Linked DNA regions of Homo sapiens: region 2 is linked to region 1. Evidence: chromatin loops called from intact Hi-C (ENCODE). Cell type or tissue: CD14-positive monocyte. All regions are shown on one strand. Each heading gives the region's core, and the rest is flanking DNA. Links, peaks and the distances in the headings are about the cores only.

Evidence for each region. A loop is a pair of places that touch in the nucleus more often than their neighbours do. Peaks named below come from ENCODE experiments on the same cell type or tissue, not always from the same donor. Only the 100,000 strongest peaks of a DNase experiment are listed, where the experiment ranks them.
Region 2: it touches region 1 in a loop (3.0-fold over the local background); 4 of 110 quality-filtered maps call a loop at or near these places.

What each region holds. Positions count from the first base shown.
Region 1 is chr3:128,071,475-128,079,749 of GRCh38, reverse strand. It overlaps SEC61A1 (SEC61 translocon subunit alpha 1), which reads right to left. Exons shown (of 12, transcript NM_013336.4): 12 at 8,067-8,275. It overlaps RUVBL1-AS1 (RUVBL1 antisense RNA 1), which reads right to left and starts at 3,940. Exons shown (of 2, transcript NR_046645.1): 1 at 3,671-3,940; 2 at 694-1,011. It also overlaps a transcript of RUVBL1 not described here and the pseudogene RNU2-37P. RefSeq lists silencers at 2,343-2,442, 3,784-4,223, 4,234-4,283. In CD14-positive monocyte, for the core only: CTCF peaks have their summits at 3,773 and 3,976 (motif pointing left); DNase peaks (open chromatin) are centred at 2,339, 2,789, 3,099 and 3,989; H3K4me3 peaks cover 2,619 bases; H3K27ac peaks cover 5,027 bases.
Region 2 is chr3:128,581,010-128,589,332 of GRCh38, reverse strand. It overlaps LOC124909430 (a long non-coding RNA gene), which reads left to right. Exons shown (of 2, transcript XR_007096077.1): 2 at 1-128. Among named protein-coding and RNA genes, the nearest start is that of LINC01565, 9.1 kb to the right of the region's middle. In CD14-positive monocyte, for the core only: CTCF peaks have their summits at 4,586 and 4,788; DNase peaks (open chromatin) are centred at 1,002, 3,912 and 4,712; H3K27me3 peaks cover 433 bases.

The sequences.
Region 1 (8,275 bases), core at 276-8,275:
CTGGGGATTCCATCTAGCCTGAGAGGCCCCAGCCGTCCCTGCTGCCAGAGTGAATCTTCTCCCTCGGCCTGGCCCCTGAGGAGACACTGGCATGCACAGCAGTGGTGGTGGGACCCTTCATGAAGTCAGCTGTGCATGTGGCCCATGCCGGCTGCCAGTGTCCTCTGAGGCTGCGCTTGTCTTTAGCCTCCCCACTCGAGCCATGTTAGACAAACAGAAGAGAGATGCAGCAAGAGCTTATTGCACCAGGGACTGTGTTCACACTCTGCGTTCCATGTTGCCTTCACAGTAGCCTGTGAGACTGGGATAGGTGTGCTAGCCCACTTCCAAGACCACTTCCACAGAGGAGGCAAGTCCCTTGGCCAGCTAGTGAGAGATGGAACCAGGATTTGAAATCAGGCTGCTTGGAACCTGTGTTCCTAACTCCTGGGGGCCATACTGCCTCCTTCTGTGTTGGCATTTAGCAGCAGCTAGGAGCTGTCAAGATCTGACCTTTGTACCAGCCAGGTGAAGGAAGCGGGGTCCGGTGTGGGGAAGGTGACCCACCTAGAGGACCAGAACCAGGCCTCTGCCCTGGCTGGGCCTCTCACTTGGGCTCCAAGCCTTTCATGCTGTTTAAGGAGCAAGATGGAAGTGGCGCTGACAGCAGATCTCACAGCCGCGGGTGGGGACAGAGTCTTCTTCGGCTGCCCAAGGTACCAATATCCAGATCAGCCAGGTGAGGAGGGGACCGTGGTCTTGCTCTTCCTAGGCCACAGACCCCTGGTTCCTGCCCCTCAAATATCCTAGCTGAGGTGGTACCCAGAGAGATGGCCCAGTTCGCTGGTCTGTGCTCCAAAGTGAGGGAGATGGTTCTGGATAGGTAGGAAGGTGGGATTATTTTAATTTTCCTCCTATTTTTTCCAGCAAGGCCTGTGATTATTACATTAATCTTCCGGGCGAAGTTTTTACGACTGATCCCTCACCAACTATGAGAAGTTTCTCCATCCATTACTAAGAGGGAAACAGACCCTGGTGGGGAGGAAAATATTTGTTACATCTTATCAGGCTGACACACAATCTAACAACAATTACAGCAGCCTCATTTTTTGCACTATTTCAGCTCCAGTGTGAAAAATTGTTGTAATATTAAAGTGAGGCAGGGTGGGGGCTGGTCATCGGAAGTGGTTGAATATTCCAGGCTCTCAGCGCAGGCTCTCTTGGGTGCCACCCAGGGAGCTGATTGGGTGGCTGAGGAGAGGGAGGGAGGAATTTTCACATAAATCCCAGCGCCCTGTCTCCTGTGCTAATGGCCCCAGAGATACTTGTGAGACTGGGAAGGGCTCTTGAAAGACGCGTCCCTGGCCCTGGCAGGGAAACCACCTTGTGCCCTGCCTCATTTTCTCAGTGCAGATACCTTCTTACTGCCACATGTCTTAGGGTTGCACCTGCCAGATTGATTGGTAGGATAGTTTGTTTTTTAGGACTAAATGAATCATGCTGTCACACCAGAGAGTGACTTCTTGGTTAGCAAACCTTAGCCATTTGTGTAATAAAATGGGGGTACAGAAGGGGGCTGGGGTTGCACTCCCAGTCGACCTCTATCCCTCAGAAACTGGCCAGCCCTGGGCAGAGCAGCTGGGGTACCCCAAGAAGGCCCTGCTCTGGAGGGCTGTGGGCAGAGGAGCAGTGGGAGGGGACCCAGGGGTTCTGGGGCTCAGCAGGGCATGGTATTGATTGCATTTTCCTCCTCTGTGTGGCCCTTGGTCCTAGCCCCATGAGTCTTTGGTTTCCTGGTGTGTGAGTGGGAAGTTCATATCCCATAGACCCATGTGAGGACTTGGTGAAGTGACCCACATGTAGCTGTATCAGGTACCCAAGAGACTAAGAGGCAGTAAAGAGTTCCTGATTCCTGGCCCACTTGGAAAGAGGTCACAGTTTGTCAAACTGGAGGAAGCAGCCTGCTAGGCCCTGCCCCTCCCTATCGCAGACAGCTGGCACTTGGAAGGACCCTTAGGATCCCCCTGTGTTTGGAAAAAGCCCTGTAGCCCAGAGGGGCCAGCACTGGCTCAGGGCCACACAGCCCAAGAGCAGAGGGGGTAGCACGGGGCAACTGCCAGAAACAACGCACTGCTTCTCACTGGGGCCCTAGCATCCCATCCTGGGTGAGGCTCAGCTAGGGCTGAGGCAGCCAGAGGGGGCGAAATGACCACCCCCTTGTCCCAGCCAGTGCTGGTGTTTGTCAGGTCAGACCTGCTCTCATTTGGTGTCTGGGAAAGAGGTCCCTCGGGAGGTAGAACAGTGTTCACCCCCTTCATCCGTGGTCATCCATTCATTCTCCACACAGAAGTTCCTCTTTCTTGCTTCCTCCAGTATGCAGCCACTCCCCTTCCATTTGTTCTGGGGAGAGCAGGCCATAAGAGGATAGGGGGTGAGGGAGGCCTGGGCAGGGGGGCTGGGGAGCTTAGGGTGCAGGGCGGGCCACGCAGCAGGGCCCCGGAACTGTGAAGGGGTGGGCCGGCCACGGGGGCTGCCTGTCGTCCCCTGCTGCCCTGCCGCCCCTCCCGTCACTTGGCGGCAGGCACGGTGATTAATGGCCAGGCCGTGCGGGCTGGGCGGCCATCAGCGCGCGTCTCGGCGACGGATGCGGCTGTCAGGCCGGCCCGGCCCGCGCTGACCCCCGGGCAGGGGCCCGGCGCGATCAATGGGCGGCGCGCAGCGGGCGGCGGCTGGGCCGCCGCGATAAGATGGGCCGATGGGCGCCTGCCGATTGCCCGCTCCGTCACCCGCCGTCACCGTCACCGTCACGCCGCCAGCACGCAGATCAGCGCCGTCAGCGCCGCGTGATTAATGGGGACGCCGGCAGCTGCGGGGAGGGCGCGGGCATGCGGACCCCGCACCCAGAGGGACATGGTGGGGTGCGGGGTGCGGGCTGGGACGCCGCACACGGCACGCTGCACTTACACTGGAGCCGCATGCAGGGAACGGGGGACACGGCGGGATGCGGGCTGCAGGTCTGGGGCACACGGCGCAGGTTTTCACGGGGCTGCGCGCGCGCGTGTGTATGTAGTGGGTGGAGGTCCCGGTGCCACCGTGACACAAGGGCCTGAGTGACTTAGGCCTGAGGGGTGGGGGGAGGAGGGACCACACCTACTGTGACCTCCCCACCGCGATCCCTGCCTGGCCTAGGCCTCAGCCACCAGGTCCACCAGCCTCTTCGGTCTTTGCAAGCCTGCCCACTGTCCCAACCATCTTTGAGAACCCAGACTAGACGGTCAGGACCCCGACCCAAAACCCTTCCACAGGTCCCATGGCTAAATCCCAGGTTCCCCACCCTCCCGGCAGGCCCGCAGGAATGCCGGCCCCGCCTCTCCATGCCGGCCGCCCCCCTGTGCTCCTTTAGCTGTCATCGCAAGTGGTCCCGTCCCCCAGAGCTTCGTCCCTGGGTCGGGTCATGCTGTTGGGGACGCCCTGAGCGCTCTCAGCGCACCGTTGGCCCTGCTCGCTCCCCACCGGGTGAGGAGGGCAAGAGCCGGCTTCCCACCCCCCTCCTCCGCGCCAGAGCGCACAAATCCCCACTCGAAGCGACCTGCCTCTGAGGCACTGCCCCTCCAGAATAGCGCTGGTCCGCCGGGACCCACTCGGAACTCGGGAATCGGGAGGGAGAGGCTCGCCCAACCCAAATACCCACATGCCGCCAGGGAGGAGCCGTGTGCCAGGTGTGCAGAGAGGGGGCCGGAGGGCTTCCCAATGCCAGTGACAGGAGCGCAGCAGGGACAGCCGGGCGCGAGTGTGGGACTGACCCGAAGTCCGAACTGCCAAGGAGAGCGAGACGAGGGGAAGGGGGGGGCCCCGGCTGGGTGGACTGGGGCCTATCCCGTGGGCAGTGGGGATCTCAGGGCCAAGCGGCAGCGGAGGCAGGACCAGCCACTCTCACTTTTCCCCTCGAAAACCACAGCGTTCCAGGGCCGCGAGGCACCCCGCGGGAGCTTGCGAGGACACAGCGCCCCCGTGTGGGCGGACGCGCACAGAGTCGCGCCCGTGGCGTTTCGGGCCCAGGCTCCGCCCCCGCCGCGCTGCCCCTCCCCCCATGGGGGCGTGGCCAGGCCTAGCCCAGGGATCCGAGATTCCAAGTCACACCCAGCACGACTTGGGAAGTCGCGACGAAAGTGCGCGACTTCCCAGCAAGCGAGGTTGAAGTCCCGGCAGGCAGGGAGGAAGGCGTGTGTCCCCCCGTGCATGCGGGGAAGGAGCAGTGGGGGAAGGCTGAGTTGGGCTTTCAATTAAAAAAAATGTGCATACACTTAGTTTTTTGATGCAAAATTGCCAAAGGCGTGTACCGTGAAAACCTACCTCGACACCTGCCCCCTGCCTCCTGTTCCCTTTCCGGAAGCGCCTGCCTTACACCGGTGTGTTCCTCTAGAGATGGCCAGGACCTGGGTGAGGCAGCACACACTCACAGGACCTTCCCAACACTCATTATGAAACATATCACATGGAAAACTGCAAGAATTACAGGCAATCGCCTCTCAGCCTTTGGCTAAGATCAAGTGTAGTGTTCTTATCACTTTAATATCTGCTATCTGAGGACAGTATGTTAAATGGATTTTTGGAGCAGGGAGATGGAATAGGACCTTGCTCTTTCCACTCCATGCATCCACCTGGTATTGCAGTACCTCCAGGAATAGTGCACCCCCTTTGGGGGAATAAAAAAAAAGGATTGCAGGTGAGCCCCCATATCCCTGTCATCTAGGCACTGCACTGCCCATCCCCCTGTCTGCCTGCCAGTCAGTCTTGTCAGTCTTCTGTGCATTTCAAAGTGAGTTGCAGATACAACAACCTCTGTAAATAGTTAAGCATGTGTATAATTATCTAGAGTTCAGTACTTGATTATGGTTTTTTAAGTTTTTTTTTTTTTTTTTTTTTTTGAGACGGAGTTTCGCTCCTGTTGCCCAGGCTGGAATGCAATGGCGCCATCTCAGCTTACTGCAACCACCGCCTCCCGGGTTCAAGTGATTCTCCTGCCTCAGCCTCCCAAGTAGCTGGGATTATAAGCGCATGCCACCACACCCAGCTAATTTTGTGTTTTTAGTAGAGATGGGGTTTCTCCATGTTGGTCAGGCTGGTCTTGAACTCCTGACCTCAGGTGATCCACCTGCTTTGGCCTCCCACAGTGCCAGAATTACAGGCATGAGCCACTGTGCCCGGCTGCTTATGGTTATTTTTAAACGTTAAAAATACAGTGAAATGTACAAATCCTAAGTGGAGCACTCCATGAGTTCTGACTAATGAAACCCAAATCCCAGTGAAGGATATTACTATTGCCCAGAAAGTTCCTTGTGCCAATCTCTAACACACTAGAGGCAACCACTGTTAGAATTTTTTTTTTTTTTGCAATAGATTAGGTTTTCCTGCTCTAGAATTTCATGTAAATGGCATCATACAACATGACTTGTTTCTTTCACTTAGCTTTTGAGCTCCTGAATGTTGTGTGTATGGATAGTTTATTTTTTATTGCTGGGTAAAATGCCACCCTGTGGATCCACCACATGTATCCATTTGCCTGTTGATGGCCACCTAGGCTGTTCCCTATTTTTCAGCTATTATGAACATTCTTGTACAAGTCTTTGTATAGGCATATATTTTCATCTTGGGTTTCAATACCCAGGAGTAGAATAGCTGGGTGTAGGGTAAGTGTATGTCTAGTTTTATGGGAAATTGCTACACCTTTTCCTGATGTAGTCTATTAGTCACTTCCTACCCCCCTTTTAAACACAAATGGTAGCATACGCTATTGTTTCTTGCTTTCTGTATTCTTCCTTGACAGCATATCTTGGAGATTCTTCTAACTCAACATATAAAGAATGTCCTCCTAGTTCCTTTCCACAGGGAGGAGCTGCTGTAATTTATTCAGCCCCCTCCGATGGGCATTTAGATGTTTCTAGCCTTATTGAGCTGTGCTTTGAAGGATGAACAGGAGCTTGTCAGGCAGACAGCAGAGGGAACAAGGCCCACAGGTTTGACAGACACTGCAGAACCCTTACTGCTGGGGCATGAGCTTTTAAGAGGAGAGGCACCTTCTGTTCCATTTCCCCATGAGGCTCAATAATGTTTGCTGAGTGGAAAGGAGTGGGTAATGTGGCCCTAGAAGGGATTGGGGCAGGGGAGTGAGGTGGGCACTACCACTTAGGGGCACACCTGGCTCTCCAGAACCAGGCATTGGTAGGTGCTGAAGCTCAGGTTGGGGCTTTTGCTGACTCTCGGACAGTGCCACATGCCCATCCCCTGGCCCTCATCAGGAATCCGTTGCTCTTCCCCAGGCCATGGGGCTCAGACCCCTCAGAAATGAGATGGGAGGCTCATCCCAGCCTTCCTGAGGACTTCATGCTGGCCTGGCTTCAGCAGGAGCAGGCTGGGGGCGGGGTATGGGGTAGGGCATCAGCAGGTCCAGGGAGGCAGTGGTAAAGCAGCACCATGGATGGAGCGGAGTGCCAGTTGAAGCGGGTGCTGCCCCTGAGCCAAGGGCAGCAAGGGGAAGCTCCGGGGGTGGGGCCTGTTTCCCTAGACTCCTCATTCCTTGCCCCAGCTACGTCCCTAGCAGAAGTACCTGCAGGCAGGACCAGCAGCCAGACAGGGACTTGGAGTAGGAAGTGAGCCTTAGGCTTTTTGTCCTGGCTCGGGAGCTAAGTGACTTTTGGCCACACTCTATTTCCCTGGGCCTCAGTTTCTTCACCTGTAAAATGGACGGACTTGTTTCCTCCTGGGCCTCTAGTGGGGTGAAGTGAGAGCACATGTAGGAAGTGGCTGGGACAGTGCCTGCCCCAAGGGAAAAAGCAGAGTAAGCCTTACCCCCCCATCACTGTGCATTAGTTCCCTGTGCATGGGGAGGAGCCAGGTGGAGAGACACCAGGGCCTGCCATCTTGAAGCGTGCGTGGCTGCTGGAATGTGGGCTCCGTTTGCTCTCAGGCAAGAGGGGCCACGGCCACAGGTGCAAACGAATACCTGAGGCACGAGAGATGGCCTACTGCTTCCCTGGGGCAGCAGGTTTTCTAACATATTTATACTGGCAAGCACCCTGCCTGCCTCAGCAATTCACAGCGCCTGGCTGGTCTGGAGCCTGAGGCCACGTGCTGTGCTCCTGTCCAGGGCCTCCCTGAGCCCTGAGGCCAGCAGGTGCAGAGGGAGCGCGGGGCAGACCTGGCTGCACATGTGTCCTAGCAGTCTCAAAACACAGTGCTGAGGTGTGGCTTCTGCAAGGCCAGGCCCACACCTGTCCATCAGGTGGTCTCAGAGGAACCATCCTGCTCTGACCCAACTCCCCTTGGAAATCAGTTTCCAAGACAAGGTCTAAGACTACAAGGAAATACTGAGGCTGGAGCCCAGCTAAGGAGTAACGACCTCCCACAGCCCTGGTCAGGCCTGCCCTGGGGTTGCCCACCCACCTGCCCCTCAAGTTCCTGAGGAAGCACCAGGCCCAGGTGGTGGGGACGGCGGCAGGTTTGGGGTGAGGCCCTGTCCAGGACTGGGGAGAGTGGAAATGTGGCCTACCACTGGGGGCTTGGTGTAGAAACAGAAAGACTTCTAGACACGTTCTAAGGGAGCAGCCACAAGCCTGCCACTCCCACCCACACAACACTGGGTCCTTCTGGCTTGGCTACAGGTCGGGTCTGAGGCCAGCCTCACAACCAAGTTAAGACTTCTCCAATCACCAGCTGGGTACTGGAGCTGAGGCTCAAAGGGCTTCGAGTTATGGGGCCCTAGGCTCCTGCTAGAAGGTTCCCACTCTTCCACGGGGTGGCAGGCGCCCTGGCTCAGCGGAGGCCTCTGCATTCTCACGGGACAGCCAGTGCACTCTGCCTCACGGGCAGAGCCCTGCAGCAGCTCCACATGTGGCCCAGCACCCATATCACTTTATCACAAATGTGAGCACCAGGTTGACATGACCATCAGAAGGGAACTTTTCCAGGCAAAATGCCTGAGTGCCCCAACCAAGCCTTTGACACACACAAAGCTGCAACCAAGCTTTGCGCCTCACTGGCCTTTTTGGGAATAAAATCTAATTTAAAATCAAGAGAACATGATCAAGTACCTTGTAAAAAACTGGCTTTATTTGTCACTTATTCACCTTATCTCAGTTATGCCATTTTGGCGTCCACAGTGACAGTCCCCTGGAAGCTGGGGTCAGCCCCCACCCACCCACCGTGACCATCACCCACAGGGCGTGAGTGTGGGCCTTGCAGGGCCCAGCCGATGGTTACAGGCTGCAGGCGGGACTATGGGGCTCCTCCTGAGGCC
Region 2 (8,323 bases), core at 269-8,268, 510 kb before region 1:
AGTGTGTATGTGGGGGGACTGGGCATGTGTGGGGGCAGGGGGCACATGGGAACTCTGTACTTTCTGCTCAATTTTACTATGAAACTCAAACTGCTCTAAAAAATAAAGTTTATTTTAAAAACTGAAAATGAAAATGAAACAAAAGAATTTGAACATACAATCAAAGAGATTCGCTAACAGAGCTGAAAGAAGGGCATTTCTCATTCAGCGTAAATTCATGCTTCACTACTGTTCTCACTCCTTATAGTGACTCCAGATTAATATATACACATGTTTATAGATCTTCTAATGATCTGGGTGAGTATAATTACATTGCAATATTTTTTTTTTCCTCATAACAGCTTTAAGGTGTTAAACAGAAACACTTAAAACATCCTGTAATTTGGGATTTAGAAATTTTTAAATATTCTGCTGGGCATGGTGGTGGCTCATGCCTGTAATCCCAGTACTTTGGGAGGCCAAGGCGGGCAGATCACCTGATGTTAGGAGTTCGAGACCAGCCTGGCCAACCTGGTGAAACCCCATCTCTACTAAAAATACAAAAATTAACCAGATGCAGTGGCAGGCACCTGTAGTCCCAGCTACTTGGGAGGCTGAGGCAGGAGAATCACTTGAACCCAGGAGGTGGAGGTTGCAGTGAGCTGAGATCGCGCCACTGCACTCCAGCCTGGGCAACGAGAGCAAAACTTTGTCTCAAAAAAAATTTTTTTTTTTTTAATATTCTGGTGGGCCCCACAAATGGAAGTAGTTATGGCCCCTCTCCAGTGTGAAGGGCCCCACCCTCAGTCCCTTTCACAGGCCAGAGATGTCTCACCCCTCAGGCCCTTCTTCACTCCTCACGTGGTCTCCTACTCAATCCCGAGGTGGGACTCCCTCCTGTCATTCCCCATGGTGACACTTCACGTTGCTTCACCTCAACTCAGCTGGCTCTGTTGGCCCTGAGGCCCCCTGCAGAGCCCCAGCCGGTGTGCAGGGCTTCCTCCTCAGGCACTCCAGGAAGCCCTGGAGTTTCTTTCGTGCAGCTTCTCTGTCACCCCCTACGACAGCTCACAGGTCTGAGCTCGCCAAGCCGGGGGAGGCAAATGAGCAGATCTGGGCTATTCCAACTCGAGCACTCCTGATGTCACTGTGAACCTAGGTTTGTGGCATGAGAGAAAGCAGATACACCACGTGAGATGCAAAAGGTTAAATTAAAAATCCCAGGGTAGTGAATGTGATTGTCTTGTTTTTTTTTTTTTGAGACGGAGTCTTGCTCTGTCACCCAGGCTGGAGTGCAGTGGCACAATCTCGGCTCACTGAGGCCTCCGCCTCTTGGGGTCAAGCAATTCTCCTGTCTCAGCCTCCCGAGTAGCTGGGACTACAGGCGTTGCCATCACACCTAGCTAATTTTTGTATTTTTAGTAGAGACGGGGTTTCGCCACGTTGGCCAGGCTGGTCTCGAACTCCTGACCTCAGGTGATCCACATGCCTCGGCCTCCCAAAGTGCTGGGATTACAGGCGTGAGCCACTGTGCCTGGCTGAACTTGTGTATTTTGTGCTAAGATGTTACGTGTATTTTTTCCTGGCTGTTCAATGAGAGGCCTGAAAACAAGGCCAAAGGTAAGCACCCTTATGTTCTAATTGTGTTCTCTAAACACCATTCCCCACTGAAAGAAACCAGGGGTTGGCAGACAAATGGCTGATTCCAGGTCTGGGGCAGAAGAGGAGCAAGATGAGGACATCTAGTAGCACTAGAAAGCAAGGATAGTATGCAGGTCATATAGGTTAGATGTCTATCCCTGCCCAAATCTCACGTTGCAATGTAATTCCCAATGTTGGAGGTGGAGCCTGGAGGGAGGTGTCTGAATCATGAGGCTGGATCCCTCATGAATGGCTTGGGCCATCCCCTTCATAACAAGTGAGCTCTTGCCCTGAGTTTTTGCGTGATCTGGTTGTTTAACAGTGTGTAGCACCTCCTCCGCCATTCTCTCTCTTTCTCTATCTCTCTCTCTCTCTTGCTCTCGCTCTCTCTCTTGCTGTGTGACACGCCTGCTTCCCTTCTCCTTCCACTATGACTAGAAGGATCCTGAGGTCTCCCCAGAAGCCAAGCAGATGTTGGCACCATGCTTCTTGTACAGAATTGTGAGCCAGTTTAAAACCCTTTTCTTTTCTTTCTTTCCTTCCTTTCCTTTCCTTTCCTTTCCTTTCCTTTCCTTTCCTTTCCTTTCCTTTCTCCTTTCCTTTCCTTTCCCTTCCTTTCCTTTCCCTTCCTTTTTTTTTTAGACAGAGTTTCACTCTGTCGCCCAGGCTGGAGTGCAGTGGTGTGGTCTTGACTCACGCAACCTCCACCCGCCAGGTTCAAGTGATTCTCCTGCCTCAGCCTCCCGAGTAGCTGGGATATAGGCACTCGCCACCACGCCCAGCTGATTTTTGTATTTTTAGTAGAGACAAGGTTTCACCACGTTGGCCAGGCTGGTCTTGAACTCCTGACTTCAGGTGACCACCCGGCTCAGCCTCCCAAAGTGCTGGGATTACAGGTGTGGGATTACATGCCCGGCAAAATCCTTTTCTTAATAAATCACCCAGTCTCAGGTAATTCTTTTTTTTTTTTCTTTTTTTTGAGATGGAGTCTCGCTCTGTTGCCCAGGCTGGAGTACAGTGGCGCAATCTCGGCTCACTGCAACCTCTGCCTCCCAGATTCAAGTGATTCTCACTGCCTCGGCCTCCTGAGTAGCTGAGATTACAGGCATGCACAACCATACCCGGCTAATTGTTTGAATTTTTAGTAGACCTGGGGTTTCGCCATGCTGGCCAGGCTGCTCTTGAACTCCTGACCTCAGGTGATCCCCTGCCTCGGCCTCCCAAAGTGCTGGGATTGTAGGCGTGAGCCATGGTGCCCAGCCGATTGCTGCTAATATTATAAAAGAGGCACAGGCAGCCATGATATGCCTCCTGATGAAAGAATGATTGCCACCTAGAGAGGATCTTGCCAAAAAAAAATCAGATCTGAATCCAATCAAGCATCTATAGATCCAACTACCGATTCAGGAAATGCAAAGGAGAAAGAATGTGCGGCCCGGTGACTCTCAGGCTTCCGAGTGTTCATGAGTCCCTGGCGGGCTTGCCGGGTGAAAAGTCTGGTACAGCAGGTCTGGGTGGGGCTTGAGACATTCTGCATTGCTAGCACGCTCCCCGGGGAGGCCGTGCTGCTGGCCCACAGACTACTCACCCTGAGTCGTGAGGTGTTAGATGATGCCATCATGGTGCAAACGGCAAAAGCACATCAGGATAAACTCTAGGGGATGAACAACATGGTTTTCTTCAACAAATACATTGAAAGAAAGGAAGGAGACTGGGCACAGTGGCTCATGCCTGTAATCCCATCACTTGTGAGGCCGAGACAGGCCTGGGCAACATGGCAAAACTGTGCCTGTTATCTCAGCTACTGGGGAGGCTGAGGCATGAGAATCACTTGAACCTGGGAGGTGGAGGTTGCAGTGAGCCGAGATCACATCATTGCACTCCAGCCTGGGTGACAGAGTGAGACTTTGTCTCAAAAAAAAAAAAAAAAAAAAGAATGAAAGAAAGGAAGGAAGGAGATTAAAACAGTCTTAAGACACATCAACCAGTTGCAGCAGGGGTCCTTCATTGAATCATGATTCCAAAAAAAGTGACACTTGTGAGATAATTGGAAATTTGAATACTGACCAGGTTAGTTAGCTAGGGCAAAGTACCATAAACTGAGTGGTTTCTTAGAATAACAAAAACTTATTTTCTCCCCATTCTGGGGCTAGAAGTTAGATATCAGCTGTTGGCAGGGCCACGCTTCCTGGAAAGGCGCTTGGGAAGGTCCCTCCTTGCCTCCCCCAGCTTCTGGTGGCCACAGACTTTCCCTAGCGTGTGGCAGCATCGTTTCTCATGTGGCGTTCTCCCTGTGTCACTTTGCTAGTCTTCCCTCTGTGCGTGTCTGTTTCTGTCTAAATTTCCCTTTTTGATAAGGACACTAATCATGTTGCATCAGGGCCCACCCTAATGACCTCATTTAAGCTTGGTTACCTCTGTATGGACCCTTTCTCCAAATAAGGTCACATTCTGAGGTCCGGGGAGTGGGACTGCAGCATAGCTTTCTGTTGGGGGGTGGGGACACAACTTAACCCATTACACTAGATTTCTGAGACTGTCAAGGAGATGGCACTAATTTTCTAAGGTGTCATAATGGTATTATGGTTATGTTTAAAAAGTTTCTGTTTTCTTTTAGATAAACATCCAAAAGACTTACAAATGAAATGTTATGATATATACAGTTTGCTGTAGAATGATACGGGGGCGGCAAATGTGCAGCAGTAATAGACGAAGTGACCCTGGCTCATGTCCATAATTGTTGAACCCAGGGGTATATGGGGTCAGTATATTATTCTGTTTACTTTCATAAAAGTTTGATGTTTTTTATAATAAAGGTAAAACAAAAAGAGAAAAACGAATAGCAAGCAACAAAAACAAGAAACTTTCCACAGAGCTGACTCGGCCCCTCCCTTGACCCTCCTTGTACTCCTGGAGAGGGTCCCCACGGGCCTCCCCCTTGCACAGCAGCCTGGCTGGGGCTTCCCTCCTAAGTCCCCCATCCCCAGGCTTCCTTGTGCCCAGAAACTTCCCCTGAGCCCCGTTGCCACCAGGGCTGCCTCCACGTGGTGTCCCTGCTCCCAGCCCGCTCTCGCCTGCACAGGAAGAGCCAGTGCAGTCTTTGCCCTCATGGGGGCAGCCACCACTCAGGGAAGAGATGCCCGGCCCTGGCACAGCTGCAGGCTGGAGCTCCGCCCCAGTGGGTACTGCTGTGAGCCAGTCTGCTACATCCTCGTCTTCGGCCGGCCTGATGGCCTTTGAAAGGACAGTGGCTGGGATGTGCTTCTCTTGAGAAGGAAAATTCAGCCTGACTCCACTTGGGTCAGCTCTCCTCGCCTGGCTCTTTGAGGGGCTCTGGGCCAGGCCTCAAAGGCACGGCATTAAGGCCCAAAGATCCCCTGGGAGGAAGGCCCCATCAGCAGAGGGAAGGAGGCTACTAGCGAGTGCCCCCTAAGAACTCCTGTGATCTCTGTCCCAGGGCCCTTCCCCTCCACGGGGAGAGAGCCTTCTAGAACCATAAACAATGACTACAAGACAAACAGCCTTGTGACCAATGATGGGAGCTTGCAAGTGTTTACACTGCGTAGATCAACACCTTTAAGAAAAAAACTTAACAATGAAGCAAGTCTTAGGTAAAATGTCCCCTGACCTCTTTCGGGTCACACACGGCATCTCCCAGGCCTTTCTCCAAGGGCATCTTCCGAGGCTGACCCCTTCCCCACCATGATCCCACAGGGCTGGAAGGGTGGAAGGGAGGAAGTGCAGGGAAAAAGGATGTAGCAAGGGGTCTCATGCACTCTATCCATCCATGTGAATATCCCTGTCCTCTATAAATAGGAAACCATCCAGGCAGATGTTTTTTTTCTGCAAGTGTAGACTGCGAACTGCATGCTGCGGCCTGAAGAATCCCACCAGCTAGTGACGCCCCAAGCACACCCTGTTCTCCCACCAGGGGTTTCCACCCTGTCTCCACCCTGGAATCTCAGAGAGTTTCCAAATGCCCCTCCCCAGATGGAGGAGATCAGAACCACTTTCTAGTTTCCCCAAGTGATGGCAAGGTGCAGCTAGGGTAGGTGATCAGGAAGGTCTCTGTCCAGCATGAGATGAGGTGCCCGAAGGCGATGGAAGGCAGGTGCCAAGGCACATTTCTGGTGGATGGAGACTAGTAATAAAATGACAGGGACAACGTTGGGGTAAAGGGTCTCGGATTGGGGGAGGATGAAACCAGGGTGGAGAACTTGAATAACGGATGACATTCAAAAAGCACCCACTCTGCAGGGGCCTCTTTCAGGCTGCTCTTTTTTGGCGTGACTTTGGCTCCACAATGGCCCAGGCGGAAGAGCCACAGGGATGCTGAGGCCACTGCAACCTTCAAGGTGGGCGTTTCCAGGCAGAGGAGGCAAGAACAGTTGGTGGGTGGGCCAAGAAGGACCTTGCATCCTGTCTCAGCGTCTGTGGACTTTGCCTTATTTGTGAATTTTAAGCAGCATCAGATTTGTGCTTTAGAAAAATTGCTGCCATCTGAAGCGGGGATGGGTTGGGGAGAGACTGGAGTCAGGAAAACCAAGTGAGGAGGCTGTTGCCTTGTTGGGAAATAACACCACCATGCACTGCAGCTGGGGCTGGAGGTTTGGCGGGGAGTGGCTAAGGTGGGGAGTGTGGGTGGGATGCAGAGATGGGGAGATCTCCCTTTCCCGGAAGGCATCTGGATGTTCCCAGAGTTCCCCACAGCTCTACAACTCGGGCAAAGAAGGTCAGCCCCTTTTTCTAAGACGGTCCTCACTCCCAGCCTCTTTCTTCAAGGCTCGGTGCCTCCATGCTCCTTGCCACCATTCATGCTGGTGGAGGAGGCTGCTTGTGGGTTGCTGTGAATATCTCAACTCTTCCTAGGGGAGGTGAGAAGCCTCCTGCACACAGGCTATGTTGCCGCCACTCTGTGTCACCAGAAACCACATCAGAAATTTCCCAAGATTTGATCAACATCAAATTGATGACACTTTGACCTGCAATCTGCCTTGGTATGTAAATATAGCTGTTCTTTCAGATTAGACGTCGACAGGCTTCTATTTCTCCTGCACAATCAAATTGGTTTGATTTGCTGTTTCAGAAACCATGTTCTTTACAGTTGATCCCCACACATCTAGTAATCCCTGTGCTTAAGAGAGAATGCAAGAGTCCGGAGACACAAGTAAAGCCCAAATGGCCAGAGCCAGGATTCCTCTTAGGGAGGGAACCCCCATTACTCAACAAAACACCTTCTTGAAGTATGCTGGAAGGGGATGAGTTGTGGTTTGGAAGGAGACGGGAAAACAGAGCTAACTGTCATATGAAGAAATAAGCTATGATTTGATGGCCGGGCCCGGTGGCTCACGCCTGTAATCCCAGCTGCTTGGGAGGCTGAAGCAGGCGGATCGCTTGAGCCCAGGAGTTCGAGACCAGCCTGGGCAACAGGGCAAAACCCCATCTCTACTAAAAAATACAAAAATTAGCCAGGCGTGGTGGTGCGTGCCTGTAATCCCAACTGCTCAGGACGCTGAGGCAGGAGTATTGCTTGAGCCCGGGAGGCGGAGGTTGCAGTGAGCTGAGATTGCGCCACTGAACTCCAGCCTGGGCAACAGAGTAAGACTCTGTCTTAAAAAAAAAAAAAGTAAGAAAGAAAAAAGAAAGAAGCTGTGATTTGGGAGGGCAGAGAGCTGAAGAGAGGGGGAGGGGTGGGAGGAAGGGGGCGCCAGGCCACGGAAAAGGGAGCCACAAACGAATCTTGGTGATGGGGTTATTGCTGGGCTCCTAATTGCTTTTGTGAAGGGATAATAAAAACTTAGAACACCAATTCACTCTGCCAAAAGAAAAAAAATTAAGCTGAAAGCTGAGTTATGCAAGAAGCTGCCTTTCCTTTTGTTCCTAAGCAGATAGTGACAGATAAAAAGTTAAAGATCTCCACAGGTAGCTCCTCTCCATTCACCTTATCTTATAGTGAGCACCAGGCCAGTTCATTAGTGACTATGTGCCCCTACCTGCTTCTTTTCTCTTGCAACATTTGGATTCAGTAATGAGACCACACCTTCCCTCTGTCCCCTCCAGCTGGCTTTTCCTTTTTAAATATTGGAGTGCTCAGAATCATCTTTGGAAAAAGGCATAGACTTGTCTCTTAGGCACACATCCTTAACCCTGGCAAAATAAACTTCTAAATTGATTGAGGCCTACCCCAGATACTCTCTGGTTTACACTTCTATAAATCTCTGTGAGTTAGGGTGTTCCTACTTGATGAAGGTTTACACTGCTATCATTAAAGTGCCCCAAATCATCAGTAAAATCCACTCAGGTGTCTTAGGTGAGCCATCTTGGGAGCACAGGGTGGATTAAGGAGAAGCAGTGCAGTTCTACCTTCAGGCTGGTGCAGAGATGAAGGACGTGGCAGATGAGTGAGAACGTGGGTCCACACGGAGTCACAGGTGATCAGGAGAAGAGCAGCCACCAGGGCACCAGGAGAAATCTTGGAGAGAGCCCTGGACAGGCCACAGGATGAAGGCTCGGTGGCATGGCCCCACATTGAGCTTCCAAAGTCAGGGCGACCCCGAGGAACACCTGGGTTTTATATAGATATATACAGAAGCCACCACATACACCTGCCCACCAGGATAAAACTACCCTGTTTCAAGGTACATATTAAATAAACTCAGCTCAAAGATAATTTCTACAGTAGGACTCAGGATTTTTTTTTTTT